2 separate regions of the Mus musculus genome follow, and region 2 is linked to region 1. Evidence: chromatin loops called from intact Hi-C (ENCODE). Cell type or tissue: heart. All regions are shown on one strand. Each heading gives the region's core, and the rest is flanking DNA. Links, peaks and the distances in the headings are about the cores only. Region 1 holds the start of Mrpl33 (mitochondrial ribosomal protein L33). Region 2 has its middle 12 kb from the start of Gm36732.

The links. A loop is a pair of places that touch in the nucleus more often than their neighbours do. Peaks named below come from ENCODE experiments on the same cell type or tissue, not always from the same donor. Only the 100,000 strongest peaks of a DNase experiment are listed, where the experiment ranks them.
Region 2: it touches region 1 in a loop (2.8-fold over the local background); 4 of 42 quality-filtered maps call a loop at or near these places.

Annotation. Positions count from the first base shown.
Region 1 is chr5:31,605,476-31,621,491 of GRCm38, reverse strand. Mrpl33 (mitochondrial ribosomal protein L33) reads right to left here and starts at 7,541. Exons shown (of 4, transcript NM_025796.3): 1 at 7,470-7,541; 2 at 6,871-6,889; 3 at 5,005-5,111. The coding sequence starts at 7,491. All of the region lies in intron 2 of Gm38424 (a long non-coding RNA gene), which reads right to left. In heart, for the core only: a CTCF peak has its summit at 7,311 (motif pointing right); a DNase peak (open chromatin) is centred at 7,451; H3K4me3 peaks cover 1,466 bases; H3K27ac peaks cover 1,676 bases.
Region 2 is chr5:32,188,612-32,204,627 of GRCm38, reverse strand. No RefSeq gene overlaps it. Among named protein-coding and RNA genes, the nearest start is that of Gm36732, 12 kb to the right of the region's middle. In heart, for the core only: a CTCF peak has its summit at 6,705 (motif pointing right); DNase peaks (open chromatin) are centred at 6,717 and 8,387; H3K27ac peaks cover 1,054 bases.

The DNA of each region.
Region 1 (16,016 bases), core at 2,615-10,614:
TTCTGAAGGTCCAGAGTTCAAATCCCAGCAACCACATGGTGGCTCACAACCATCCCTAACGAGATCTGACTCCCTCTTCTGGAGTGTCTGAAGACAGCTACAATGTACTTACATATAATAAATAAATAAATCTTTAAAAAAATATATAGTGTTTAAAAAAAAAAAAGAATTAGCTAAGAAGCTTATTTAAAATATACTGCTGTGGGCTGAAAAGATGGCTAGTTAAGAGCACTGGTTGCCTTTCAAAAAGACCCAGGTTTGGTTCACAGCACCTACAACTCAAGTTCCAGGGAATCTGACATCCTCTGCAAGCACCAGGCACACTTGTGTTACACAGACACAGCCAATTCACCCTTACTAATAAATAATGAAAGAAAAAAACATTAAATACTCTGCATTTCTCACCTCCATCCTACTTCCAGTTCAGCAGCAGGAATTCAACAATTTCTTAAAAATTCACTAGGTGGAATTCATGAGAATTTAAGAACCATTAACCACTCCAGAGAAATATACCACTAAATTAATAAAATATATTATATAAGGGGTGTTTTTCACATACTTGGAATCATGTAAGACATGAGAGAATGTTTTCATTCATTAAGAGGCAATCAGGAGTAATTTAATGACCACGTCCAGAATCTCTGGTTATTAGAGCAAGGCTTTTAAGCTGGTCAGCCTGCACACACCTTCAATCCCAGTGCTTGGGAGGCAGAGGAAAGCAGACCTCGGTGTGTGCGAGGCCAGACTGGTCTACATCTCAAGTTCCAGGCTAGATCGTGATACAGAGAGAGACCCTATCCCAAAACAAAACAACAAACAGAACAAGACTTTATGTATTAAAATACTTGTATCCTCTGCATTAATCCCTTTAATTAAGAATTTAGTATACCGAGTTGTGACAGGCACTGCAGAATTTACAAGGAAACCATGATTTCATACACCAGTGAGTCATAAGATGAGCATGAGAAAATCCAATAAAGCTCTTACGAACCTAGAAATCAGGCCAAATGTGGTGGCAAATGTTTGTAATCCTAGCACTCAGAAGGCAGAAGCAGGAGGATTTCAAGTTCATGGCCACATGGTAACACTCTGACCCCAAGCCCCCTCACACACACCCCAATAAAAACAGAAACTGGCTGGGCATGGGAGACCAAGGCAGGTGGGTCTCTGTGAGTCCCAAGCAAGCCAAGAACACACAGTGAGACCTGAGGCAAAATAAAAAGAAAAGAGAAAAAAGTCAGACTTCATGGAGAAGTCAAAGCGTGGTCCCTCAAGAACAACAACATTGAGATTTACTGAAACTGAAGCAGAGCTCGGGCTGCAGCGGTGGGCAGACAGCACCTGCCCACTGTGTGCCAAGCACCAGGTTTGATCCCAGTACTAAAAAACAAAGTGCATACGAATAGCTAAGAGGCAGACAGTGGAGCTCCGAATGCTGACTAGAGGAGAGAATCCAGACTGTTCTTTCTTAGGGTTTTTATCTGGTTTGTTTGTCTGGGGAGTGGGGCAGGGCGGGTTGGAAGTTCTAGGGATTGACTTAGAACTTTGTACAAATAAAACAAAGTCTTCCAGCACTTGGGAGGCAGAGGCAGGTGGATCTCTGAGTTCAAGGCCAGCCTGGTCTACAGAGTGAGTTCCAGGACAGCCAGGGCTACACAGAGAAACCCTGTCTTGAACACTGCCCCCCCCCAAAAAAAACCAAACAAACAAAATAAAAAAACAAAACCAAATACTCAACCACTGAGCCCTATCGCAGCCAAGGTTCTAGTTTTAAACAAGCATTAGGAAGGTATTCAAGCCACTTTCCTGGACAAGTGTAGCTACCATTCCTCATCAAAGACGCTGCACTTACAGCAAATGGAGACCATCACAGAAAACCACAACTGGACACAATACAGACATCAACAGATCATGGGAGCCCAGTCCCAACCGATACAGCTACAACACAGCTCCTACATCCGTGGTTCAAGGAACATCAAGGAAGAGGGGACAGAATGATTGTAAGAGCCAGAATACCAAGAAGTCTGATGAAAAGTCTGTCCTAGAAACAAGACCAAATAACAGAAGTATCAGTGGACATGCTAACACGGAAGGGGGAAATCTCATGAAGATTTTCTCACTCTAGACAAAGAGCTACACACAGATAATGACTGCTGGGAGAGCTAGCCTCTCCCAGGGATAAGTCCCTTATTGACTGTCCAATGCAGGGCAGTCAGCCCTGATGTGCAAATATATACCCACACACATGACAATAATCAAAGAAAAGAGGCTATCAGCTTGGAGAGGACATCAGAGGGGTTCAATGGAGAGTGGCTGAGACAAGCTGGAGGGTGGAGGGAAGGTGAATTCAATTTAAAATGTATTAAGAACAAAAAGCTAGAATCAAGAACATAAAATTGGCCAGCGTGGTGGTGCACAACTTTAATCCCAGCACTCAGGAGGCAGAGGCAGGCGGATTTCTGAGTGCAAGGCCAGCCTGGTCTACAAAGCAAGTTCCAGGACAGCCAGGGCTACACAGAGAAACCCTGTCTCGAAAACCAAAAAAAAAAAAAAAAAAAAAAAAAGAACATAAAATTGGCCCCAAGTACTAGAGCTGGGTTGTAACACTGACTCCGAGGAGTTAGGAATGCGGCTCAATATTAATATTAAAGGGTGCTTATGTTTCTGGGTCCAAAACCCAGCCGAGGGAAGGAAGGAGTATGGTTCCACTATGCATCAGCCCTGAGCCCCTCTCCTGTTTCTTTCCTGGTGTGAAGATAACCATTCCCTCAAAGCAGTTGCCAGATAAAGTGAGCACTCATGTGAGCTGAGCTGAAATGACACACTGCTATCCACAACACTAAACATAATGTAATTTTCAGTCAAAATATTTGCTGTTTAATTCATAGAAGAATGAATCTGTCAAGTTCTTTCCCTACAGCTAACCTAAATCTATTCTGTTCCAATTAAAGTCTGTATTGCCTTGTTTAGTGATCCACAGAATTAAAACTGACAAGTTTTCGTTCTCTTTATGATAAACAAGATTTAATACTCTCATGCCCCAGCCTTTAATCCTTCCTCCTTGGCATCTAGTTTTCTATGAGGAAAACAAGTCTAAAGATAGAGGTGGGGCTGAAGAGGTGCCTCAAGGAATAAGAGTACCTGTTCAGGGGACCCAGACTCAGCTTCCCACAGCCACACAGTGGTTCACAACCATCCATAGCTTCTCAGGAGCAACACAAGCAACACAGGTGCACATGCAGACATGCAGGCCAAACACTCACAGAGAAAATGGAGACTACTTGCAGACGCAGCCGGTTGTTGCCTCAGAGCAGTCTGTGAAACGCTCAACTGACTAGGAATCCTTCTGTATTTCATCTCTGATTTGCTTCATAAGAACTAACATTATCCTCCAACTAATGCTACTCACTGCAATAAAATGGTGGGGATGGGCCAGACTCTCTGGAACCCTGAGCAAGGCCAGCCCCAAGGTAAACATCTTCATCTTCACGGCAAGTCTATGGGACGTCCCACAGAACAGAAGGAAGCAGGTATCCCCTACCACAGGGCATTCTCTTCTTCAAAAAAGTCATTTGCTACCAACATTTCTTATTAGAAAACCTAGCTATGTACAGGAAGCCAACATATGAACTTGTGATCTAAGACGCTCATGGTGCATTCTTTCCCAGTGTCACGAAACTGACAACTGTAATCCTAACTTCTCAAAAGCTAAGGATGAAATTCCAGCATATTTAAACTATCACAGCTCATCTAGCAAACACTTACCAATGCTGGTGGCTTCCTAAAAGTCAACTCTAAAGAAGCTGAATGAAATAGCAGTAAAATATTACTATATTAGAATTAGTATAATTCTCTGCACTTTTTTTAACCAGTTAATACAAGGAAATCAGAAGGAATGAGAACACCAATCCAGTATCAAACCTCTTCATTCTAGTAATTTCTCCAGCATACAGGAATCTTCCTGAAATTTAGAGTTCTGGTCTTCACGACTAAGACTAGAATTCCCTTTTTATTACAGTAATAAATGGTCAGAAATATGGATATCATAAAAACAGCAGGGAATTTTATTTCTATAACAAAATGGAATTTGAACAATTTTAAGCTGACAACTGGGCTTGAGATTTTTTAATGCCTCTTCATGATAATTCTGCCTTTATCTTACTAGGAGGCAACTAAAGTGGGCAGAAAAACTAAAGCCCCAAACTCTAAAATAAAACACCCGGCAGCTTATTTTGCCAAGCCCATAAATTCTAGGGAAGGGTGGATCTCCACCAACATTGGCTGGGTTTGTGAGGAGACACCTAGCCTCTGGAACCTGTCTCTGTTTAGTTTGCTGTATTTACTTATTGTGCGTGTATGCGGGAGAGACACATGTGTGTGGGTCAGAGAACAACCTGCAGGCCATTATTCTCTCCTACTATGTAGGCCACAATGATGGCACTCAGGTCACCAGATTCACTGGCCTTAATCCACCGAGCCATCTCATCAGCCCAAGTATGTCTGTCTCCTAGACAAACTTAAAGTTACCATTTATTATGGCATTTTTGGTAGATATCATGATAGAAAATGTACCAACACATGTTCTCTATTTGTTTAACTCATACCTGAACCCTGTGACTTGCCACTGTTAGGCCATGCCCTCCCCTTCGCAGATGACTGCCTATTCTTCAGATAGCTGAATTCCTCCCTTCATGAACTAACCCTTCTTAGAGGCTCTGCCTGACTATCCCAGCTCAAGTCCATCTCCCCGTGGCCCGATGGGTTTGCTCATAGCACTTACTTACCACGATGTCACATCTTCCCTCCCTCTCAAAGCTCTTGTGTCCTGGTGTACCCACACCTGGCATAGCAGCTAGCTAGCACCACAGTAACATTCAGCACATATCCCTAAGTGAATGGCACGATTCCAAGGGGGCCACAAAATCCCCAGAGACATTCATTTGAAAAGGAGACAGAAGGTCCTGAGAACATGAGCTGCCGTGATGTCACTTCTCTGAGCCTTACCTATTGGATCATAGTGCAGAAGGCTCAGCTTCTCTCGGAGTCGGCTTCTCTTGTGGTTGAAGGAGAAACCTGTCCCAGCTTGGCTCACTAGTTTCACCAGGATAGTTCTAAGATCAAAAAAATGCACTGTCACAAGCTCAAAACACATTAGGTAGGCCGCCAAGAACACACAGCACACTTTGCTATGGAGTCATAGTGGCCCTAAGAGGGGTCCATGCCATGACAGTCTACATTTCCCATTAAACTATTTCAACGGCTCTTGACCTACAGTGACTCCGTGACAACCTTGCCAAAACAGCGGCAGTGAGGAAGCCAAATCAGAGAATCAGCCTCTGAGGGCATCTCTCATGAGGAGCAGACATCTGGTGGGAGAATATATAGGGTGACAGTAGTCACAGCTACATACAGTAAGGCAACCCTGAAGATGGCTGCCTAAGGAGAGCCAATCTTCCAAAAAGACTGATAGCAAGAAGGGACAAAATAGATCTCAAGTTTTACATCACTGATGCACAGGCCCTGGGCACCTTTGTATCTCATTTAGCCATCCAAACCAGCAAACTTATCATTTATCTCCCTGACCTTTGAATACCTGTGCTGTTACTTTCTCGTATGTGTGTGTCATCTTTGCCTCCCCACATAAGCCATTCGTCATGCCATTACACATCTGAAGCACTTGAAACCACAATCGGGCATGGAGGCTCACATCTATAATTTCAGCACTCTGAAGGCTGAGACAGGAGGATCAACCTGGACCACAGACTGAGATCCTGTCTCAAAACAAAATAAAGCCAAGAAGGCCACATTACTCCTCAAACAATGCCCCTGAAGACTACAGTATTTGTTGATGGAACAAGAAAGACAATGATGCTAGGTATGGTGGTACAGGCCAATAACCCTAACCACTTAGGAGGCTGGAGCAGGAAGTTCACAAGTTCAAGGCCAACCTGGGCAACTCATTGAGTCTGAAAACTTAGAAAAACAAATATGAGGCTGAACAGAATTCAGGAAGAGAGCTTGTGCCCAGCATGGGCCTAGGTTCAATGCCCAGTACTGGAGGGGAGAGAGGGTTATATAATTAACATAATTATCCATTCAGTCACACGGATTCAACAAGTCTCTATGGGGTACTTACTCTGTGAGGAGCCCTACAAGACACTAAGTCTGTGCCTCCTAGGGCTGAAATTATGGAACAGATGGACTGGCCCATAGGCAAGGCACAGGTCTAGCCTCTCAGTTCCAGCTGCCTAACGCTTAGCTCTGCAATCTTTCTAGTGCTTGGACTGACTTCTATAAACAGGCTCTAGGTTTCCATCAAATCAGAGCTCATCTGTAGATTCCTGCAGAAGACTCAGGCAAATGGCTCTGGTTAGGTAGAGCCAAACAGATCACCAGCCTGATGCTTGCTTTAGGAGCAAAGCAATGAACTAATAGATTCTGAGGTGAGACCAGAAGCAAAGTTCCTTTACACAAAGGCTGTGAATACTCCCTGGGACAGAAGGGAGACAGCACAGTCCTCAACTTACATCCTCAGTTTACCCAGTGCAAATGCACTGCTTTGCAAGAGGCCACATTTCCCACTGTGCTCTCTTCCCCAGTTAGTAACGGGTACCTCGGCTTCCTACCAGCCACAAAGGGAAGAGGAAGCAGGGTTGCTAAGCGACATGATCTGTGGTTTTGGTATATCAGATGCATTCTCAGCTTATGTATCTGCAACCCAGGATCGAACTGTCAATGGTAGCACCATCAAAGGACTTTTCCCCCAAGGTGCTCACATCAACAAAATAATTAACCAAATAAATAACCCCAGATCAACTCTTGGGAGATCAAACCCAAACACTGGGCCAATAAAACAAAAACCTTACTTACTTTGACTTGCTCTTGGCAACTTGTGTGTGTAAAGGTTGGAAGAAAGAAAAAAGATAAGGTTGTTATTTTTTTCATTCGAAGTGCTTATCAACATTAGTTGTAACCAAAAACACTTTAAAAGTATTCCCCACTTTACACTAAAATAACTTTTTCCTGGTGTGAGTCTGGCCCACACAATTATGAATGTTTTGTTGTTGTTGTTGTCTTGGTATAATCAACAGTTGTCTGCCATCTTAACATCGTTCTAAGTAATATCTGCTCTATCCCCACCCTTCTATAGTGTAAATATTTGTACTGCAACACAGCTCTTGTTTGAACTTTACAGACTGCAGCAAAGTCGCCTGAGATGCTAACTCTAATCAGGATGTCAGCCAGGAGCCAGGCAGCGGGGTAATACCACAGCGGCCAGTAGACATTCTTCGGACACCCCTGCAGAGGGCGACGGGGCTCCCGCCGCCTTCTCACCAGACCCGGAGGCGCGCCGCGGGGTGGCAGCCGCCGCGCCAGGTCCTCCACCCCTCCGGGCTCCACCTCGGGACCTGCGGGTCACCGCCTCGGCTCCACGCCGCAGGCCCTGCCGCCGCCTCAGACCGACTTACAAGAGACAGCGGAGAGCAGCATGGTCCACCGATTCTCACCGAGACCCGCCTAAAGAGCTCAACGACTACTTCCGGGGCATGCGCGGGTTCCGGTAGAAGGCTCAGGAAGTGGACAGAAGCCACGCCCTCCCCTGAAGTTCGGGCAGTCTCTGACTCAGTGATTTATTGGTAGTGAATTTTGTGGTATTATGGGAAGGACCCCCCCTCCATACAAAAGATAATACTGCCAAATATCACAATACCCAGATCTGCCTGGCTCCAAAACATGTAGCCTTTCCCAAGAGACACTGATCTATCTTTTTTTTTTTTTAATTTTATTATATATTTTCTTTATATACATTTCAAATGCTAGCCCGAAAGTTCCCTATATGCTCCCCTACCCACCCTGTACTGGGGCATATAAAGTTTGCAATACCAAGGGGCCTCTCTTCCCAGTGATGGCCGACTAGGCCATCTTCTGATACATATGCAGCTAGAGATACGAGCTCTGGGGGTACTGGTTAGTTCATAGTGTTGTTCCACCTATAGGGTTGCAGACCCCTTCAGCTCCTTGGGTGCTTTCTCTAGCTTCTCCATTGGGGGCCCTATGTTCCATCTTATAGATGACTATGAGCATCCACTTCTGTATTTGCCAGGCACTGGCATAGCCTCATACGAGACAGCTATACCAGGGTCCCTTCAGCAAAATCTTTCTGGCATATGCAATAGTGTCTGGGTTTGATGGCTGATTATGGGATGGATCCCCGGGTGGGGTAGTCTCTGGATATTGTACTCTGATCTACCATTTGCCCAGCAATATTTTTATGCCTGTGCAAGAAGTCCTAACTCCACCACCAGGGACCTCACTGGTAACTTCATCTCCCAATTAATAATCAGGATTTTATTATTTTTGCTGTTGTTTTGCTTAATTTGTGTGTTTATAATGACTCTCCCTATATTATAATTTATTTTTACGCCTGAGTGTTTTGCTTGCTTGTATATTTGTGTACCACTTGTGTGCCTGGTACCTGAGAAGTTTAGCATCATGCTTCAAATCTGGAACCAGAGTGTTATGATAGTTGTGAGCCACCATGTGGGTACTGGAAAGCAAACCCTACTCCCATACAAGAGCAACAAATATTCATAGTGGCTAAGCAATCCTCTCTGGCCTGTTGTTGTTGTTGTTGTTGTTGTTGTTGTTGTTGTTGTTGTTGTCTTAAGTGATCTTCTCAGCAATGCTGTATTTCCATTTCCATGTGAGGAATCCAAGGATAAGAATAACTAACTTGGCCAAGGCTGTTCCAGTTATTAGTGGAAAGTCTAGGTCTTGAATCCAAATCTTCAAAATCTGGAGGTCATATTTTAAATTTTCAAATATGGCAGGCATGTACTTAGTGCTAGTCTAGCTAAATCAGAGAGTTCCAGGTTCAGTAAAGATCCTATCTCCAAAAAAATTAAATAGGGTAGAGAGAAAGCAACATTGGCCTGTCCTCCACACATGCACATATGTTCATGTGTGCCAGTTCACATGTACACACATATAACACAGGAACACAAAAAAGATACCATGTCTCTTGAATGCTTGAATGGAGTGTGAAGGAGGCAATTACTTTCTCCTCCCATTAGGTACATCTGCCTGTTATTTACACCTAACACAGTGCTGGCAGCTGGTGACTTGATTAAGATGTTACTGATACAGATGTAATTCCAGATTTAGTTTTTCTTTCCACCTGAACTTAGCCCTCTATGCCTTATAAAGTGCAGAGCAGCAAAGGCAGCCAGAAAGGAAAGGTGCAGTTAGTTAGGTAAGGAGAACAAGTACAGCCTTTGTGGAAGCTGGAGTTGGGGAGGGAAGAGAGGACACCACTGTTTAACCCGGATCTCCACCCAGAGAGTGGATGGCGGGAGTGAGAACCCACACCTCATCCTAGGTGCACCTGCCTCGTGTTGGCAGACACGCACTTAGTGATGGGATTTGGACCTCTCTATGCTGGGAGGTCCCTGACAGCACACTATCCAGTCCACTGTCACACATACGCCCTGCCTGACTCAAAGTTGGGGAATAAAGCTGTTGTTCTTGTCCACAAGATCAGTGGTGTTAGCTCCCTAACCTATCCCTCAGACCAGGGAACATGGGTACTGGTAGAAGGGAGACCCCACAGGAGAAGATTGAGTTTTCCGAAAAGTGATGGTACTTGCTCAGTTGCCTCCAGGCAGACCAAGGCAATTTCAAAATCAAATCTCAACAATTTAGTATTAGAGCAAAGAGCACCTTGGAGAATAAGACTGAAAGCTGGGCTTATGCCCTGGGTTCAGTCTCCAGGGAATAGGCATCCTTAGGTTGGCAGTTAATATGCCCCCATCATTCAACCCTGCCATCATGACTCGGCCCCATGCCTTTTCACTGAGGTCTACTACAAGGCAATACCATTAGAAAGCATTTCCTGACCTGTATGCCCCATCTCACCCCACACTTCCCTCACTGTCCCCTCAGAGCAGCCAGTAGACTTCTCTGTGGTGCTTTAATCACTGGCCTTCCCCCGCCCCAAAACAGAACCATGGAGTTCAGTTTGTCCAGGCCAGGAGGTGTGCCCTGGGCTGTGGTTGATATGCCCAGTGCCACTCTATGAAAGAAAATGGATGTTCTGTTTCCCAGAAGCTAACAGTTGCCAAGAGCTTTTTGGTTGGAGGTGGGACTTGGTGCCTACTTCCCCTTCTTGCAGAGACTATGACAGCAAGCACAAGATCTGCACAAGTTCAAGCTAGGCAAAATTCCCTTAGAGCAGAGGTTCTCAAACTTCATAATGGTGGGACCCTTTCAGACAGTGCCTAATGTTGTGGTGAGCCCCAGTCATAAAAATATTTCATTGCTACTTCACAACTGTAGTTTTGCTACTGTTAAGAATTGTAATGTAAATATCTGATATACAGGATATCTGATATTTGGCCCCCAATGGGAGTTGAGAACCATTGCCCTAGAGGGTCTGAGGTATGGGAAAAATTGAACCGTACTAAGTGGGATCCATGACTTCTGGGTTGACTAGTAGGCCCTGAGTTGCAGGTGTGGCCATGGAATTCGTTTTGCGTGATGATCTGCTTCCTCTGGGAAAGCAGAGGAGCGGAGAACGTGGCTAACTTGAAATAAATGAGGAAGTCTTGAGCAATAACCAAAGAGAAAGGTGCACACCTACATTCCAGAAGGCTCTAGGCCTCTTAACAGACGCCCAAGACCGAAGACCCAAACCAGGAAGCTTAGTTGCTACCAGAAAGATTAATGGAGGCCCTGCTAACAACACCCTTCCCGCCCACACATTTCACACTCTGCTGGAAAGACCCTGACAGGAGCAGGCTTGGGAAAGTCAAAACATTCGGTCTGATTGGTGGGTGACAGACGGGAGAAAAGTGTAGGTGCTAAAGTCAAGCATCTGAAAGGGTGTGGGGGGCTGGGGGCCGATGGGCTGAAACCCAGCTGGAGGAGGCAAAAGGTGCAGACTGGTCAGAGACAGGCATTCCTGCACTGGGTGGGAAGCTGGACTGCAGGGCAGCTGCCACAGAGGCATCCGGTGGGAAAGAACAGCACAGAGCCAGCTGCCTTTCACCAGCCAGAGACTCCCCAGAGCTCACGGTTTTTGAGGGTAGGAAGTGTGGGGGTTTTGGTGGCTTTTTGTTTGTTTTGTTTTGTTTTTTTCTCTTTTGGTTTCTGTTAGTTTAGTTGGTTGGTTAGCTTTATTTGTTGATTGATTAATTGGTTGGTTGGTTTGTTGGTTGGTTGGTTGGTTGGATGGTGGGTGGTTGGTTGGTTTATTGAGATAGGGTCTCACTAGGTATATTTGGTTGGCTTGGAGTTTTCTATGGAGGCCAGACTGGCCTTCAACTCACAGAGATTCTCCTGCCTCTGCCAAGGCGTAGTGGGATTACAAATGCCTTTGCCTACAGAGACATCTCATAGTTCCAGTTTGACAGGCCTTAGTTTTGTTTTGCTTTGTTTTGATTTTGGAGGGAGGATGTTGTTGTTGCTTTTGTTTTTGTTTGTTTGTTTGTTTTTGTTTTATTTTGTTGCTGGGGGGTGTTTTCTTTTGTTGTTTTTGTTGTTGTACAGAGGTCTCCATTGGCTGGTCAACAAGCCCTAGGCATCCCCCTGTCTCCTACTCCACAGAATAGGGTTTACAAGTGCACACCACCATGTCTGCTGCTTTTTATACTGTTCTTACTGCCTTCCTCCTGGATACTTGACTTGGCACATTGTGCCAGTTCAATCTGAGAGAACTGAAACGGGGCTCTAATTCTTCCGAATGCTTTCCAGGAGAGATCTCTAAACTGATTTTCCTGCCTCTACCTCCTGCCAGTGCCAGAAGCAGTAGCAGAAGCAGAAGCAGCATTTGAGAACTATCTAGCAATGCAGATTTCAGGCTCCGTGGTGACTTCTGTAATCACAATCTGCATTTTAACAAGATCCCTCGATGATCTGAAAGCACTGAAGTTCAAGAGGCAACGTTCTAGAAGGAGTGGCTTACTGACCTGGTAACAAAGGTTGACCTCAGGAAGTGAGCACAGGCTCATGTTCAGAACAGAGTATAAGACAGATGGGGATAGAGGTTTTCTCTGTTTTAGTTACTGTTGTATTTCAGGGCCTAACAGAGTACCTGGTATATAACAGTTGCTCAGTGAATACTCCTTAAGTAAATGGACAAGTTAAGGGTCATTTTTATGGCCCAGAACATGAGGCCACTATGGGGCCAGCCACTACCATGACTCGATGACTTCTGAGGCAAAAGTCTTTCTAGTCTCCCACCTAAGTCAAGCATGGTCCTAATGTCAGCACAGAACAGGACTCCTAAGCAGTTAACGGGTCTCATCTGGGGAGGTTAAGAGAGTGACCATGAAGCAAACAGCCAAACAGGCAGATCTCCTATAAGGGCCGGAGGTAAGCCAGTGAAGAGTAGGAATGGTGCAGGCAGAGAAGCCTCAGGTCCAGAACAAAGCAGCTCATCTGTAGATTGGCTCCTGGACGCCGCCGCAAACATGCTTACAGTATAAAAGAATACACTTAGCCTCCACTCTGGCATGCCTTTCTTTCCTGCATTCAGAGTAGATAGACATCAAGGCCTGGAGATACAGTTCGTTTTGTAGAGTACTTGTCTAGAATCCCAGTAAACTGGGCATGGAGACCGAGCTATAACTCCAGCCCTGCAGAGGTAAAGGCAAAAAAGCAAAGGGCTCAGAAATTCAAGGCCAACTTTTTATACAGAAAATTCAGGACCAGCCTGGGACACATGAAACAGTTTTTTTAAAAGAAGATGTCAGTATGACATTTCCCATGGCTTCTGGATTAAGTCCAAATTCCACTGTTGGACAAATGTTAAATCTCAGAGAACACAGCATATGTTAGTAACCGACCTTAGAGGATTGAACGGAACAATAACTAATTTTTGAAGTGATTGTTCTTGGACCTTAGGGTGCCAATCTAGAAAAGAAAGGGTTGCTGTGTTTCCTATATGCTCATATTATCAAGACTTCCTAGAAAATCGTGACAGGAAAAGCTGGGAGATGTATTCCATTTTCATCACGTTCTACTCAAAATGCAGGCTCCTTCATTCTAATGGTTATTTTAATACTCTATGCACAGGGGAGGCCTTTTTTTGTACTTGTGTGCGCATGTATGATGTGCTGTGGCGTGCATGTGGTATACATACGGAGGACAACTTTGGGGAGTCACTCTCTGCTTCCACCTTGTTGAGGCAGGGTCTCTCTAGATGCTCCTCCCCTGCTGAGATTGCTGGCTCTGGAGCAGTGCTTCTCAACCTATGGGTGGTAGTGACCCCTTTGGGGGTCAAACACTTTCACAGGGTTGCCTTAGACCATCAGAAAACACAGATATTTACATAATAATTCCTAATGGTAGTAAAATTACAGTCATGAAGTAGCAATGAAATAATTTTAGGTTGGGGGTCAGCACAACATGAGGAACTGTGTTAGAGGGCTGAAGCATCAGGAAGGCTGAGAGCTGCCCTGGAGCTTGGAACCGTCCTCCTGTCTCTGCCTTCCATCTTGCTGTAGGGATGCGAGATTAAAGATCCATGCCACCACATTAGGCTTCTTTTTTTCCAAGGGTGTTCCTTGGGGATGAAACTCAAGTTGTCAGGCTTGCCCCCTTGTGTGCTTGTTTTTCTACAGAGCCATGTCAGAGGCCTGAGAAGATCTCCCACCACCACCACAGGCCAGGATTTCTCTGTATACCCCTGGCTGTCCTGGAACTTGCTCTGTAGACCAGGCTGGCTTCAAATTCAGAGACTCACTTGCTTCTGCCTCCAAGTGCTGGGGTCAAAGGCTTGTGCCCCCATATCTGTCTTACTTATATTTGGCTTATTTTCTACTCAATGCAATGATTTTTGTTGATGATGATGTTGTTTTCTAAGAGTGTTTCTTTGTGTCCCGGAACTTCTCACGTAGACCAGGCAGACCTCTAACTCACAGTGATCCCCCTGTCTCTGCTTTCCAGTTCCTGGATTAAAGCTGTGTGCTAGCTACCACACCTGGTGAGAAGATGCCTTTTAAGGTTGTCTCTTTTTCTTCATTTCCATAGTGGACAGAGGTAACACAATTGTACTTTCCCAAGGACGTGTCTACCTCTGCACTGAGCCGAATTCCATGTTTAAGATCAAATGAAGTGTTCAGGGACTAGCAAGGTGGCTCAGCAGGTAAAAGTGCTTGCCTCCAAACCTGACAACCTGAGTTTGAACCCCAGTATCCACACGGTAGAAAGAACTGGCTCCCACAAATTATCCTGTGATCCCCACACAGGTAGTATGGGATGGTGCATCCACACATAGAATCTCTCATATGTACACAATAAATCAGTAAATAAATGCAATAAGAAGACAGACAGCAGCTAAAGAAGACTCTCAACATCTACCTGTGCCCTTGTGTGCACATTTGCATACAAACACCCTGTGGCACTCACAGATTACCTAGCTGAACGGAATACGAAGTTCTCATTACTCATTCTTCTTATTGACATAACCCCGGCCTTATTTCGTTTTGTTTCGTTTTTCGGTTTTTCAAGATAGGGTTTTCTCTGTATAGCCCTGGCTGTCCTGGAGCGCACTTTGTAGATCAGGCTGGCCTCGAACTCAGAAATCCGCCTGCCTCTGCCTTCCCAGTGCTGGGATTAAACGTGTGCGCCACCATGCCTGGCTATCCTGACCTTATTTTAAAGTGGCCCAGAAAGCAGAGAAACAATCCTGACCCTGTCTCTGCAGCTTCTCCAAGGAATTTGAAGATAGCTTCTGCCCAGTGTGCCGCAATGGGAACAGGGGAAGTGAATCCCACACCGAAGAATTAATTGTCTGGTATTCAACTTCTCAGCTGCAGACCCCTATGATCGAGGGGTTGGGGGGCAGTGTTGAGAAAGAGAGCTAATTAACTTCTTGCTTTGGAAGAGCCGGGGGAGACTGACACACTCCTGCAAACTGAGTCTTTTAAAACCCCTTTCAAATGTGTCTGTGTTTCTTTTTGTTGACCCAGAGAGACAAGCAGTTGTCATGTTCACAGGAATGACCTAACTGGAGCGTCTGTGGTTTGGGATTCTGCCTGCCTGCTTTCTTACCCTGTTTTGCCTTCAAGGCAGGAGCATGCTCTCCTAGCCAGAAGATTGTGGTTAGTTTCCTGGCGTCTGCCCCACATGGGGACACACCTGCACCCCTGAGGGAGGGAGAGGGAGCCTGTGGAGGGTCTGTGAGGCCAGAACTGAGTCACTTAGCTGGATAGGAGTCAAAAGACATTAGAACAGCACTTTGGCACTTTGACAACCCACACGAAAATCCTCTTGCATGTGACAATCCAGCCTATCTTCAAACTAAACCAAGGAAAAGGGATTACAGTTGGTGTCTCCACTTGCCAGCCCTGGAGTTTGTTCTTCGTGTGGAATTAACAAAAAAGGAACTTTAGCAACCCTGATGGGGATGAAGATGCCCTAAAGAGACATGTGCACCCCTCCAATGCCCACCGAACTATTGAGACAAAGGACCCCGCCCCCGGAAGTTAGAATCTCACCAGGAGTCTCAATCTGAAAGAAGGAAAGGGCTGAAGCTTTGTGCCAGCCAAAGGGGACAGGAAAGAGGTCTCACAGAGTTCTCACAACTTGGCAGCCACTGTGCAGGAGAAAACGGAGCTGTGTGAACGATGGTGAGAGGGAGCATGCGCAGACAAGGATCGGTTGGCCCTTTCTGCCTCTTAAACGGAACCCTTAAACCCAAACCTCATGTCAGGACCTAAGACACCGGTGGAGACTGCACTGGGCCTCTGGTTGTTCTTCCCAGTGTGACCACATTAAATAAATCTCCTTTTTTGCTTTTCACTAATTCTCCACTGGGGACAGGTAGATGAGCCTAGTTCGTTATGGCTGCCAGGTCCCAGGCTCTGACCCTAACAACTCCCATCACAACCAGGGAAGGTGAAGCCCCACACCTGAGAATACCACATCTATATCCTGCCATGCACCAAGATCGGGGAAGTTCAGAAAAACCACAGTGGAGGCCACTCATTGGCTTAGGCTTTTCTATCCAAAGT
Region 2 (16,016 bases), core at 3,461-11,460, 580 kb before region 1:
CAAAGACACAGGAGAGCCTGATACGCATGGATATACCTGTGAGTGTGTGTGTGTGTGAGTGCTTGTATGTGTGTGTGTGTGTGTGTGCATGAGTCTGTGTGTGTGTATGCATGAGTGTGTGAGTGTGTATGAGTATGTGAGAGTATGTGAGTGTGAACATATGAGTGTGCGAGAGTGTGAGTGTGTGCGTGCATATGTGAGTGAATATGAGTATGTGAGTCTGTGCAAGTGTGAGAGAGTGTGTGTGCAAGTGTGTGTGTGTATGTGTGTGTGTGTGTGTGTGTGTGTGTGTTAGTTAGTTAGTTAGTTAGTTACTAAATGGAAGAAGCCAGTGGGAGAAGACTATGCATCATTGGGTTCTTAAACCATGAAGACAATGAAAAGATCAGTGGCTGTGTGTGCCAGTGCTGGGAGAAGGAATGACACTCAGGTCTTAGAGGACTTCTAAGGCAGAGAATCAATCAACCTTGAGATCCCATCAGTCTGGGTATGTGTCTGTGACAATCATTATGTTGGTAAATCATCATGTGCTATTTGAGCTTATCAGGAAGCTGGCTCTTAGCCTCCCTGCTTTAGAATCAAACATCTTTATCTCAAAGTGTCCTCCAAGTCCACCCCCATCCTAGAGCAGACTATCCCCTCCCCAACTCTGTAGCAGGAAAAATGAAAAACAGCAACAGATGAGGGTCTTAGAAACATTATGCTTCCCTGGGGAGTGGTTAATCACAGAAATATATATATATATATATATATATATATACATGTATACATATATATATATGTATATATATACAGAGAGAGAGAGAGAAGAAAAAGGAAGGAGAAAGAATTCTGGTAAATGTATAAGGAATCATAAATTAGTGACATACCTAAAGTTACATATATGTTGGTGTATAAATATTCATACATAGTTCAAATGGAATGTTCTTGTCTGTGCTAATAATGGTTCCCTGTAGAGCCACAGACTATCTAACAAAAACTCCAACACTAGGCATGCAAAGGCCCTGTTGGAGTTGTTGGCTAGGGTTGTCCAGGAGACTCCCAGAACATTACAGGCCACTGCATTACCCTATAGTTGCCTCCCAGAAGTGGATGTTAAGTCCCTATGGCTGAAGATGCCATGAACTTTGGACACAGGATCCAGAGAACCTGAGTTTGGTTTGACCTAAAATCCTCTTCCCTGGCAACTAGCTTTCATGGTACCAGAATGCACATGCAAGAATTTTTTATAGTGCGTTCAGATACTGATTTCTGTGCCCAAACATCTGGTTACAGTATGGCATGGCCAAGCATCTCCAGTCCTAAAGTTATGTGAAAATTGTTTTCCATCACCTCTGATTGGTTAATAAAGAGCTGAACAGCCAATTAGCTGGCCAGAGGAGAATAGGGTGAAACTTCTGATCCCAGTGAGAGGGTCCCAAGAAACCAGAGTACAAAGGACCAAGAGAAGAAGGTGTGAAGGTACCATATGGATCGACCAGGGGTATTCATCATTAGGTCCAGATGAGAAAGCAGCCCTGAGGACACACATGGATCAGAGAGAGCCAAGGCAAGACCAGATGGTAAGTAATGGAGCATTGGGCTGGGTACTGGCAGCCTAGACAGGTTAGAATGATCAGGATCTGTCCAGCTTAATGCTAGCAGCTTGTTAATAAAAATATGAGGTCTCTGTGTCTTTTATTCGGGAGCTAAAATAGGCTAGAGGAGGTGTGAAGATGCCCTGCAGTTATTTGAGAGGAAAAAGGGCACAAGGAAACCCCCAAGAGTTACTTTTACATCTAAAGGAAGGACGCAATCATCAGCCTTACCCAGCCATGACACCTATGAACCACAACAATGACCAGCGTGGCATCATCACCCTAAAGAAGCAAACAATGGCAGGCACACACACACACACACACACACACACACGCACACACACCTTGGTGGTGACCAACAGCTCTCGAACTGAGCTTATGGCCTGCTCACAAGAGGGAGATCATTCCTGGCACTAGATAAGTAGCCAATCATGGAGATTGAGAAGTCATGGACCTTGCAGCAGAACCTACAACTGACATTTTACCAAACCAGCAAAGTCCCTAACTACATTCTAAATATTTGTCCTTATATCCATAGGTGAGTGTAACTCTTAGCCCTCATCCAGGATGAAGACCATCACAGAATCAACAAACATCAAAATGCAGAGAGCAAGAGACTGTGCGGAGCCCAGTCCCAGCTGATGCATCTGCAACACAAGCTCTGTACCTACAGCTCTGGGATCCCTGCAGAGGAGGGGGCAGAAAAGTTGCAAGAGCTGGAGGAACGGGAGGTTTACGATAAGATTGTGTCTCCTAGAAATGTCAGGCCGGGCGGTGGTGGCGCACGCCTTTAATCCCAGCACTTGGGAGGCGGAGGCAGACAGATTTCTGAGTTCGAGGCCAGCCTGGTCTACAAAGGGAGTTCCAGGTCAGCCGGGCTACACAGAGAAACCCTGACTCAATAAATAAATAAATAAATGGAGAAACCCTGTCTCAATCAATCAATCAATCAATCAATCAATAAGAAATGTCAGAAGCTGTTCGAGGCCAGCCTGGTCTACAAAGTGAGTTCCAGGTCAGCCGGGGCTACACAGAGAAACCCTGTCTCAATAAATAAATAAATAAATAAATAAATAAATAAATAAGAAAGAAATGTCAGAAGCTGCGCCCATGAAGTCTCCCCAACACGGATGTTTAAGACCTGAACAATGATGACATCAATAGGTATGCTAACGGAGAGGATGCTCAGGAGAGGTGGAACATATCCACAAGGAACATTATTCAGAGCAGGTTGCATTTATATATTTAGGAAATTACACATAGACACATACAAATATACATGCATATACATATACCTGCATATACAAACATATGTATATATACACATGTCTATATGTGTATGTTTATATTTACTTACAATTGAAAAAGAGGTCATGAACTTGAGAGATAGGAAGGCAGTCCAGGGGAAGGGTTGGAGGGAGGAAAGGGAAAGAGTAAAATGTTGTAATTATAATTTTTGAAAATTATTAGAAACGCACCACGTCCCTGAGAACAGTTAGAAGACAAGCTGTCTCCTAGCTCTTGCTACGGTTTATTCGGTTACGTAAAGCTGCCGTGAGGATGGGAAGTCGGAAGCTCACTCACGGAGGGAACAATTGGATTCCAGCTTACAGTCTCAGAGTCCTCAGCTGGTTTCAACTGCATGTTGTAAGCACCACCTGATGTCCTGACGTTCCTCTCTACTGGCTGCTCACTGTTTTCTTACTCTTGCTTTTGCAATAACCCTGACAAACTCATTCACTGAACTCCACAACCCCAGCTCTCGCATACCACTCTCCAGACCACACAAAATACTGTCCTTAGAGTTTAGCGAAACTCAGAGAACAGATGTCAAGTTGAGCCCTAAGGTGTAGGCCTTTGGTGACCATGACACTCCCACGTGACTTCACTGGCTGTGACACATGCAATGCATATGCAGGGGAATGGAGATTTCGGGACCATCAGTACTTTGTAGTCAGTTTCTTGGGGCCTAAAACTGCTCTTTAAAAAGTAGTTTGGGCTGAAAAGATAGCCTGGTCAGTAACTGCTTGCCTTGCAAGCTCAGAGATTTGAGTCTGAGCCCTGCTCCCTCAAACCCATGTGGAAAAAGCTAGACATGGTGGTGAACGCTTTTATACCCACAGATGGGGATGCAGAGACAGGAGGAATCCCCGGTGTTTGCTGGCCAGGTAGCCTGGCCTACTTAACAAATTTCAGGTCAGTGAAAGTCACTAACTAACTAACGAACGAACTAATAACTAACTAACATAAATGTTCCCTCTGACACACATATACACGTATACACAGAGGCAGCGAGGGAGGAGGAAGGGACAGACAGAGACACAGAGACTAGAGAGACTACTAAAAGAACAAAGCAAAGGAGTCCCAGTGTACTTTTTACCAGCTACTCAGCACAGGGTTCAGAAAAATCTCTTCTCTTCAGGAGGGGCCCAGCCTCCAATCTTGTTAGCTTTTTAGGTGGATGATTCGGTCACCCTTAATCTGGGTCACCATGTAGGGCAGTTTGTAGCTAGAGTTCTCTGCATGGTGACTCAGCTAAATGCCACCTTCCTGGGTCTCCCTTGCTATCTTCCTTCTTCCACCCACTGTCTGGTCCAGAGTATCATTTTCTGCCTAGAAACACACCACTCTCTAAAACATGCTTGTTTCTGGGCTCCTGCAACTCACAGAATTGCCACAAAAGGCAGAGACTCTATCCCTAGGGCCTAGAACAGCAGGTGGCACAAAATCAAGGTAGGAGCTCAATAAATACTTGTTGACTGAATAACCCTGTTACTGGCCAGCTGTACCACCAAGGGTAAAGCAGTTAAACCTTCCTGGACCTCAATTTACTCATCTGTAAAATGGGCAATTATACTTAATAATTGCACTCTCTTGCCTCAATGCTCTGCGTGTCCTAGCCAGGATCAGAGTGACCTTGTTTTCTGACTCAAGGGCTTCTTGGGCCACAGGATGATTGGGAGGTGCTTACGAGTTGCACCTCCAGAGGCCTGGAGTTGCCACACCTTCCTGCCTGAGGGTCTTCAGCTCCAGAGGGAGGTGGGAATGTGTGCTGGTAGATGGGTGTTGTTGGGGGTTCCTTCCCTAGAATGGCATCTTCAAGAGGGCAGGCATCTTGGATTGCGCTGACTCCTATTGCCACATGTGTAGAATAGTGCCCAGCACCCAGCAGCCCTATAGATGGTTCTGGAATGAGTGAGGAACAGCTCATACCAGCCATGCATGTTTCTATTCCTGGCTAAGTGCTGTGTGGGATACAAACAGTACTAGTAGATCCCCTCCCACCCACAGAGCCCTCTGAGCTGTTTGCACTTGCCTCAGCTCCTTCGATCCTCATGACAAGTCCATGAGATAAGCGTCATTACATCCCATTATCCCCAATTCACAGATGAGATAACTGAGGCACAAAGGGTTCAAACTGCCCAGAGCCACATTGCAGGTGAATGGTAGAGGTTGAGCTCAAACCCAAGCTCTCAGACTCAAGACTGCAGGCGCCTGTGTGTGGCTGGCTGTGCAAGGCTCAAGTGTGAGTGTGTGTAGGCAGGAAGTCTTATGAGGAAGACTGAGGAAGGGGCAGGTGGGAGGAAGAAAGCAAAGCCGCCTGCTATGGTGTGGGGTTCTGGGCTGCTTTAGTGAGCAAAGACCAGGAAGAAGGTCCTCGAGAGGGGCCTGTGACCTCAGTAGGGAACATCTGCAGGAAGTACATGGCCTCAATAAGAATGCCACTCTCAGGCCCAGACAGGCCCAGCTCCTTGCAGCTTCCTCATGGGGCACAGATGCCAAAGATGTGGGCAAACAGGTTTGAGGAATACAAAACCAACTTGAAGCTTTCTCCTCTTCCTCAAACAAGGCACCCAGCCTGAGCCCTCTCTCCTAGACCATAAGAATTCTTTCTAAAGCTGTGCGTCCTCCTCTTGCCTTTGCTAAAGTCCTTACAAGCCTCTGAATCAAACCTACTTACTTACACACACTGTCCCAGCCACCCAGACTCTGCCCCCGAACCCTTGCCCCTGGAAGCCCATGATCTCTGTCAGTCCCTGACTCCTGTCTCTGCCTTTTGAGACCCATATGGGGACCCTATGAGTTCTGTCCTTCCTCTTTCTGTGTCCTGTCCCTGAGGCACCTTCATCTCCTGCTCGATGTCTGAGTTGGTCCTTCTACCCTGGCCTCAGTCACTGGCACCTTCCCTGTAATTGGCAGCTTCAGAGGGTGGGGCTCAAGGCTCTGTACCTGTACCAAACCCCACTTGCTTTTATGAGTGGCACAGCCGCTGGTCATCCTGCACTGATCCCTACCAGAGATCCCCGGGGGACCAGCAGCTTAGCAAAGGCCCTGAGGCTGTCCTACCAGAGGCCTGAGGTTGATGGGGTTAGAGGCCATGAGGAGGAGATGGGGGGCAGAATGTGAAGAGGAAGGCAGGGACAGAGGCTCACCCACACCTGCTGGCCACTCAGCAGGGCAAAGATCACCCCAGTTAGCACTGGGACACAGCTACTGGACAGGAGGACCACTACAAAAGCGGACACAAAAATGCCCTTATCTCAGTGAGAATGAAGTTTCCCTGTCTATCCCCTGTCCTGGCAAGGCCCCAAATTTCCAGAGGGAAGGTGTCTGGACCACTCACAGGCCAGACTGCTGGGTTTACTGCTCATGCCACATGACTGAGCCCCAGAAGCACCCACCTCAGTCCACCCAAAGACCAGATCCCCCCACTCCTGCTTTATCGATAGCTCTGGGTGCAGCTTATCCCATCCGAACAGCTGGAAATGGGCTCCCAGGATGCCGGCAACTCCTAAGAGAGGATAATAGTCAACCACTGACCACATTAGCCAGTGACTTCTTACTCTTTCATGCTCCTGCTAAGCACTTACATGTGTTGTGACTTGGTGACTTCACCAGGCAGTTCCCTGAGATGGTTCTGGAGGCTACCGCGAAATGGTTCTAAGCCTAGACGGGATAACCATATGCTCACCCAGCCTGGAATAGTCCCATCTTACGTCTGTTATCTCAGAATCAGTACTGACAGACTATCGTTCTCATGCTCACATTGGGTGACTGCTCATGGGCCCTGCTCAGAGACAGCATCATGTGGCTGTCCCTAGAGGAGCAACGGGGCCGGAAGAATCAGACACCAGAGGGCAGCAGTGAGCTGTGTTTGTCTGGCTTGTCTCTGGCAAGGCACTGGTCCCATGGTAGGATAGGTGGAGACTAGCTGAGGAAGTGCCCAGACAGCTTCCTTAGAGCTCCAGCTCTGTTCAGGCCTACTACAACCCAGCTGGGTCCATCTCTTCCATCTGCCCAACAGAGAGAGCCCAACTAAACATGAGAGTCCAGGAGGGAAGAGAGACACTAACTAGTCCCAGTCTACCCAGCCTGGCCAGCCTCCTGTCAGGCCCTACTGTGGGCTTCACAGTAGGCTTAGAACACTCTGACTTTGATGAAACATACAGCAGTTCCCACCATGGCACGTGGTTGGAGATGTTTTTAGCCTTACCAATTTTCTCTGTGTAGAGAGATGCCTCTCTCTGCAGTAGGCAGAGATGAGCATCAAGACACAAGGGGGCATCACTTAACGCAGATGACTGTTTTGGCAAAGAAGCAAGTCATTGTATAATAGAAGTCAGAGTGTCAGACAGAACCTCATTCAGACAGACAGACATCTATGCATATGGTAGAGAACAGACTGTCACTTGTTTGTCCAATATGGTTCCAGACGACAACTGTTGTCCTGACCCAATGATTACTAACATCCCACCTCTTGCGGTGTCCCAGTTTGGAGAATCGACTACACAGTGCTGCCTACGAGGCATCAACTATGTGCCAGGGTTGGTGGCAGACCTGGGGGATGGGGAGGGAGATGATGTCCCAACTGCCACTCTCCAGGACTCACTGTTGCTGCTTGAGGACACAGACTGGGAAAGGAATGGAGAAGGTGGGGATGGTCACACTGCTAGAGGTCCCCTCAAGAACCTGCCAAGAAACATCTATGGATAGATCTATCTTTCTTGGTTTATTCAGAATTTTTAATATTTTAATATTTTTCCAGCTTTATAAGCTGCTTTAAAAAAAACCCAAAACAATTCACTATGTAGCTCATAGCAATTCTCCTGCCTCAGGCTCCCAAACACTTGGTTTTTTTTTTTTTTTTTTTAATTGCATGTATCTATTTGTCTCTGTGTATGCTGGGCAAACAGGTGTATGTTCTCTACATTCTGTATAGGGGTACACCTACAGATGAAGGTCAGAGGGGCAACTTGTGGGAACTGGATCTCTCCTTCTACCATGTGGGTCTCTTGCTCAGATTCAGGTGGTCCAGCTTAGTGGTAAGTGCCATCATAGGCTGAGCCGTCTAGTCAACACAAGCTGGATCATTACAGGCGTGTGCTGTGCGCTGCTACAAGTGGTGCTAATCCATTTTCTGGTGTGTGTGTGTGTGTGTGTGTGTGTGTGTGTGTGTGTGTGTGTGTGCCTATCCTAGAACCAGGGATGCTTTCGAGGTGCAGGTGTCTTAATGCCAAATCCCTTACCAGCAAGCCCACAATCCACTCTTCCAAGCCCCTGCCTTGTCTGTAAGCCTCCTTCTGAGTTAGATCCTCTCTGTGTCCTGCTCAGTTAACTTGAGGGCACCCTCTGGTGGGCAGCAAAGTCTCCTTGTCCCTCCGCCAATGTTACAGGGGAACTTTGTCCTGCTTCTCAGCAGAGCATGGCCTGACCCCATCCCACGATATCCTGGGTGACTGCATGAAAACCCCAGAGCTCCCCAGCACTGGAGGAGTTTTGCCTTATTTAGACATGGTGCCCTGGAGGAAGGAGAAAGGGAAGGAGGGGGAGGGGATGGCAAGTAGATAGGCACGAAGGAGAAGGAAGGAGGCTGGAGGATTCTGAGAACTAAGGGTCATGATGACATCATCACGGGAGGGTTTTGCTGGGGTCAGTGGGTGAGGGCGGGGCCCAGTGGCTGGGGCTCACGGTGACTCATTTATAGGAATGGGCTTTGTGTCTGCCGCAGTCATTTATTTAGTAAGCCATTAATTGTTTCGACACTCGTTTATTGAGTTGTTATTATGCTTCAGGCCCAGGACTAGGCTTCAGAAGACAGAGATCACTGCCAGGGCTGGGAGCTCACGGCCCAAAGGGGAGAGGCGAGGCCACTGCTATGTGTGGGTGTGTGCAGGAGCAGAGGGTCCTGGGACAGGCATTTCAATGCATGGCAGACACAGAGACAACAGAGGGGCACCATTGGAGGAGATAGTGGCCAAGAAAGACTCCCATGGGAAGGAAGGTAGGGGAAGGGCTCTTAAGGTGCTGGAGGGGAGGAAGAAGAGGAGGAAAGGGAAGAGGAGGGGAGGAGAGGGGGTCGGGGAGGAAGAGTATGTAGTGGAAGGTTGGAAGAAGGGCTCAGGAGGCATAGGGAACTGACAGGCACCTGAGACACAATAACAATGGCTAGATTTATGCTTGTAGGCTAGTGACATGGCCTGACCTGTAATGGTACCTGCTGCCAAGCCTGCTGACCTGAGTTTGATCCCTAGGAAAGAGAAAAGTTATCCTTGAGTTCCACATGTGCTCTGTGGTATATGAGTGAGCATACACACACACACACACACACACACACACTCACATGGGCTGAGGAGAAAACAAACAAACAAATGTTTTTACATGCACAAGGAAAACAGAAATGTTCTTGGAGAGGGAATGTCCACAAGATTCTAAAGTAGGGGACCCTGGAGGTGTGGCTACATCCTTCGCATTTGGGTCTGGCTAGTATGACCTTGGCAGACTGGTCCTTGCTGTAGGTGATGGTTCATAGACTTAGCCACACCAGCTTCATCCTTCCTCAGAGATAGCTCAGTGTCTGCCCCGATAAATGGAAAAGGTGAACCTTAATGGAGGGCAGAGCTTGGCAGACCCCACAGTCAACAGCAGTAGAGTCAGAGTGACTGCAGTTTGTGGCCACCTGAAAACCCTCCTGTCACACCTGAGGATGCCCTGCTTGATGTCTGGACACAGCTCCTGAGTGGTCATTGCTAGTATCATGGGACATCCTTAATAATAGGCAAGCCCAAGTCACTCATTCGTGGCGAGCCTCGGTTCTCAGGCATGCCATCTGATTCCAGAGGTCCCTTTTCCCAAATGGGAGACGTCTGCTTCTGTGAAGAGACTGCCACACTTTGTCCCAGTCCTCCACGTCTCTGGGGAGATCACTGGGCTCCTCTTCTAGTAACCAGACCACAGGAGGCCATAGACTCCAGGAGGGACTTTCAGCCTTGAGATTTTTTTCTTCAAACAGGCCCCGGGTGTTACGGTGGCTTCTTCAGGGGTGTCCCCAGACCCTGTTCTTCCAGAAGTGTGAAGCCACCCCACCTGGCCTTGACCATCACTGCCCACTTCTTCCAGTCACTAAAGTCCCAAACATATTTGTGCTCCTCCTGCTACGATTAATTGGGGTCTATTTCAAGGGAAACTCAGTAGTCTGCCCACTTCTGATTCACACCCATTGAGCTCATCAAAACCAGAACAATTTGGTAATAGTAATAGCTTCTTGGTTTACTGGACGCCCTCTGGGATCTGTGAAAAAAAAAAAAATCTCCGTTCCTCAGAAACAGGAAGTTTCAACAGAAGGAAAGACAGTTGCAAAAATCAACAACATTTGAATTGTCTCTGCCTGTTGGAGAGGTGTGTGCGTTCAGTGTTCCAGTCCTCTGGTCAGCAAACAATCAGCACCTACTGTGTGCAGGGCTGGGAACACAGGGGATTTTAAAAGGAGAGCTTCTGTTTGGGGAGGGTTGCAGTGTCTCCCAGAAAACCATCTTGGGTGCAGAGGGGAGGGGCTGGGGCCTGGGGCCTGGGGCCTGGGGGACTGGCTGCAAACTCACACAACAGAAATTTACTTTATTGAAATTCTGGAGGCCTTCCGAGATTACAACCAGCCAACTTTCCCCTTGTCTTTCCCTTGTTGTTCCTCTGTTTGTGTCCAAATCACAAGCCGTGCGTGGTAGCTCACTCCTGTAATCCCAGCACTGAGGAGGCAAAAGTCAAATACCACAAGTCTGAGCCAGCCTGAGCTACATATAGTGAGTTCCAGGCCAGTCAGGGTTACACAGTGAGAGTTTGTTTAGAAAACCAACAATACAATAAAAGGATATTGGCCACATTGGAGTAGGTAATTATCTCTTTAAAGGCCTTTTCTCAGCTAGGCACATACCTGTAATCCCAGCACTCAGGTTGTTAGATATTTAGGGTCATCTTCACTTATATATTGAGCTTTAGTCTAGCCTGGGCTACATGAAACCCTGTCTCAAAACAAAAAAAACAAAAAACAACCCCCCCCAAAACCCAAATAAGTAAATAAATAAACCATAAATACAAAATAAATGGCCTTTCTCTAAATACTGTCATATTCAAAGGTCCTGGGGCCTTTGGTCGCAATATGTAAATCTGGAGGAATAAAGGCAATGACCCCCTGCCAAGTCTTTCTGTTTCATTAGTGTCTGCAGTTAGAATCCTGAATGAGGTCATCACAGGGCTTTCTATAGAAGAGTGGCAACGGCCACAAAGCCACCAGACCTGGGTTCCCATCTTGCTCCTTCACTTAAGTATCAAGACGATATAGCCCCAGTTCCCTCAGAAACATGAGGAAGATGACATCGGCATCACAGGCAACATAGGTGATGATCCATCCAGAAAGTTCTTTAGTGTAAGCGGCAGTGTCAAGCCCAGGACACAGAGAGTGCGCACAAGATGCAAGGTCTTTTCCTAAGCATGGTCTTCTCCTGGAGATTCTTCCCACAGGAAACTAAGGATGTTTCCTAAGACCTCTCTGGAGAGGAATCAGGTAGGAGGAAATCTAAGACGCAAAGATAAGTAAGATACCAGGTCCCCTGTCAGCTGACAGGGGACCTTAACCCCTCAAGCTGGGGGCGCTAAGACATTAGGGCACCTTGCAGACTATGGGCAGAATTACTAACCTTTATTTGACTCAGGATCTTCTGGTCCAGTGCTGTGTCCAAAGGACTCTAAGCTAGGTGTGGTGGTGGCTGCCTATAATTTCACAGTATTAGATTAAAAGCAGCAGAATTAAAAGCTCAAGGCCAGCCTTGGATGTTATAGGAGCCTGTCTGGAAAACCAGAGGACTGGGTGTGGGGATGGGGGGTGGGGAGGCCAGGGGGTGAGGGGGGGCAGAGTGACTCTATTTCAAAGGTCTGTCCTGAACTTGAAGCCCATCCACAATCACTCACTCTTGGGATTTCAAAGTATGACGGAAGAAACAGGGTCAGGTCCAGGTTGAGCCCAATTTGGAATCTCAGAGAGGAAAAGAAGCCAAAGTTGGCAGGGACTTCATGTCAGAGGAAATCTTCCTAGCCCATAGTGAGGCCGGACTGGGAAAGAAGGGCTCTGCTTTCGGATCCCAGCCTTGTATTTCCTGTTGATGGAGCACTGGGAAGCCTATAGGCCAAAGTGGGAATCAAATACTTGATAGCATGCGTTATCGTTACTAAGTCTGATCAGAGTCCACTGGCCCCTCTTCTGGCTAACACACTCCCTGGATACTGGGGGTGGGGTGAAGAGACAAGTCCTGGCAGCTTTGGATTCTGCTGTCCCTACACTGCCAGCTCGATGTGTAGCCGCCCACTTCAGAGCAGAGTCAGGGTGCATCTTTTCTTAAGAAGTGGAGCATTTCCTGTTTTGGAGGAGGAGGGATGGGGCTCTTCCTGGACCACATTGCCTCTTCAACCCCTCCACCCCCCCCCCACCACACCTCCCTCCCTGAGTTACTCACTCCTGGAAATAGGGCTGATGACATCGAGATGAGTCAGAGGCTCACGCGCGTCATGGCCCGACTGCTGGGAGGGTGAATGAGTTCAGTGCTCCCTAGACCACAGCCCTAGATGTGCACCAGGAGTCCAGGCAAGGCAACAGGCCTGGGGGCGGTGTACATGTCTGTACTTGTGTGTGTGTGTGTGTATACATGTGTGTATATGTGTGTGTGCGCGCAGTTGTGTGTGTACGTGTGTATATGTGTATGTGTGGCATGGCAGGAGGAGGCTAGCCTTTATTTAGCAATGAATTACATACAAGCCCTCATCCATTGCTCTCTCTTCCTAGCCCCTGAGTGATGCTAGCCTTTCTCAGCAACAGGTAACAACCCTAATGTCTTTCTAGGCAAGTAGGCTCAGAGGACTAACCCCTTGGAGAACTACCTGACTTCTTCTGACCAAATTACCCAGCTCTGCCCCAGCACAGTGAGGTATAGCAGCAGTCCTGAAACTGGTGGTCTAGCCTCAGCTTCTTTAGAAGGGCCCCTACCCCAGGGATTACCCTTGCAGGGATATGTATTCAGTGAGGGGGGGTGTGTTTATACTTTGAGGGATGCCCTAATTCACAGTGTCAGTCAAACACACACTTTAGGTCTGTTTTCCGTTTTCCATGTGTCGCATTTTGGAACATTTAGCGGACATAGGATCACTGCAAAGGAATGTATTAATTCAATGCATTTTGAAATGTCTCTTTAACATTCTTGGAGTTACAGTGCAAGCTGAGCATACTAATAGAGGCAAAACAACACGCAAGCTAGACTCTCCTGGCACTTGGTAAATAGGGCTGAAGTACCAGTTTCCCCATACCTAACATGGGTGTAGCCAGGGCACAAATGGTATGGAAAATAACACCAGGACCGTGAAGCAGGAGGCAGCCCCACCTCTGAGTTCTCTCTTTTACCCTCCCCAAACAGCCACTGCTCCAAACATTGCTCCTCACAGACCTTGAGGACTGCTGCTTGGACCCTTTAGGATTTCCTTCCAGTTGATCTAAACGAGAATGGAACGAAACCTCTCAGGATAGAGGGGTTAGAATTCAGAAGAATGCATTTTGATTTGGGTATGGGGCACACACCTGCGATCCTGGCACTTGGGAGGCTGAGGAGAGAGGATTATTGATTTGAAGTTGGCTTGAGCCACATAGTGAGATCCCCTCTTTCAAAATGAACTGATTGATGGCACTTTGATATCTCAGGCATGGGCTAGGACAGCAAAGAGAACGAGGATTCAACTCTCCAGGGCTCCCCTAGTGTCATGTCATTAGCTCCAGTGCAATCAGAGGGGACAGACTGTCCCCAGCTCACATTCTTCAGTGTCAGGCGGGGTTTACTAGGGATGTCCTACAGGGTGGGAAGAAACCGTGAGTAATCTACTCAGTGTATAAGAGGTAAAATTCTTTCCCCTGTAACCCAGTGAAGACTCCTGATGCTAGAAAAGTTAAACAAACAAACAACTCCATTGGTAGAGTCAGGATCCCTCATCTTTCTTTGTGTAAAACATGATTTTTCAGGGGTTCACTGGGGTGACCTGTCCATGTAAATTTCTGCTGGAATGGCCACTGTTTCTGCCCAATGAGCCTTCAGAACGTGGCATTCTCTGGGTTGAGCTTAGATCAATCATTCTGCTGCTTCGGGGCTATCCAGGTGGATGTGGGCCTTGGAGGCTGCTCCGTGCCAACCCCTGGGTCTCCCATCTCTTGAACTCTCCCACAATGTAGGCACAGACAGCTGTTCTGCCTCCAATCCTTCCCAGTTCCCTTATCTCCACACAGCATAGGAGAATTCTCTCCAGTCCCAGAAGAGTTCCTGTCTGGAGGACAAGAAAGCTACACTTCATCATGCTCTCGTCCAAATTTGTGCCCTAGCTGCCTTAAGAACTGAGGTTCTGAAAATCAAATCCAAGACAACCTTTCTTTGTTGAGCACCAGCCCTGAGCAAATAGCAGAGCAAGCACCAAGTAGATACTGAGGGGAAAGAGTCCCGGGTTCACAAAAACACTATCTGACTGGGAGCTCTGGCTTCCTGATTTAAGGCCTTTGGGAAAGCTGTAGGGGTCACACGACATATGCTCTTGACAGAAGACCAGACACGAGAATGGCGGGAACAGAGTGGAGGCTAGAGGTGGACCCTGGAGCATGCACACCACTGCTCATCAGCACAGGCACCAGTGTGCTTCTGTGAGCAAAGGAAAGTCCTTTTTAATTAAAGGCTGCTAGAGCAACTGGATATTTAAAGCTATTACCTCACCTCATATCCAAACATTGTTTTGAGATGGATGCAAAACTCTAAAGCTTGAAGTCTTCTCAATCTTTGTAGAAATAAAAAAGAAACATTGAAACCAGGGCCTCATGGATGCTGCACAAGTGTTCTACACAGAGTCAGGGCTGCTGACTCCTCATCTCGAGGCAGGATCTCACTGTTACCTAGGTTAGCCTGGACCGCACGCTATCCTTCAGGAAGAACTGGAGCATGCAATTCTCCTGCCTCAGTCTTTGCAGTAGCTAGGATTACAAATGTCTATTACCAGTCCTCAAAGAAGTCAAAAGTTTCTTAAATAGGCCCTGAAGAATCCAAATTAGTAAAAAAGAAATAAAAAATAATAAAGGCTGAGGTTGGGAGGAGGTACGAGAGATGACGCAATAAAATACTTGCCGCACAAGAATGAGGGTTGGAGTCTGGAGTACTCAGGGCAGGCATGGGGACAGAGGCTGGTAATTACTCTGCTGGAGAGGCAGAGGCAAGAGGATCCCCGAGCCACCCTGTCTGGCTAAATCCAAGGGCTTCAGGTTCCTTGAGAGACCTTGTCTCAAAGAATAATATGAAAAGTGATTAAGAAAGAGATCCAATGTTGACCTCTGACCTCCATGCACACACAGAGACATTCACACAGACATGTTCACACACACACACACACACACACACACACACACACACACACAAACACCAGAAAACCCACTGCTAAGTTGGATGCTATGAACATTTCTGCTTATCTCCAGCTTTACTGTTCAAACTAGGCCTTACTCTCTGGTCCAGACTGGCCTCAAATTCATTCTCCTCCTGTCTAAGCTCACTCAGGACCCAGCTCTCCCCATCCCAAGTCATATTTAAGCTGACATACTTTCATTCTTGTACAAGGTATGGGTTTCATAGAAATATTTTCATTAGAGTAAAAGAATGTGTGTGTGTGTGTGTGTGTGTGTGTGTGTGTGTGTGTGTGTGTGTGTGTTTTAAATCAAAAAGTCTTGTTGAGCTTGGTGAGGTGGCACTTCGGAGGCTGAGGCAGGAACATCATGAATTTGAGGCTCACCTGGGCTAAACAGTGAGTCCCAGGCCAGTCTGAACGATATAGAAGGACCCCTTTCTCAAAATAAAAGACACAGATAAGCAGGCAAACCAGTCTGAAAAAGGAACCACAAAACGCATGTCTGTTAAAATTCTCACGTCCAGCATATAGTAATGCTAACTGATTAATAATTCAAAGATCTAAACTAGGAAAGCGCACAAAGGAGAGGCAAATAGCCAGGTATGGCCACACATACCTGCAAAGCAGCACCAGGGAAGGTGAGACAGGAGGATTGTGAATTTGAAGACAGCTTAGGCTATATATAACACTGACATCCTG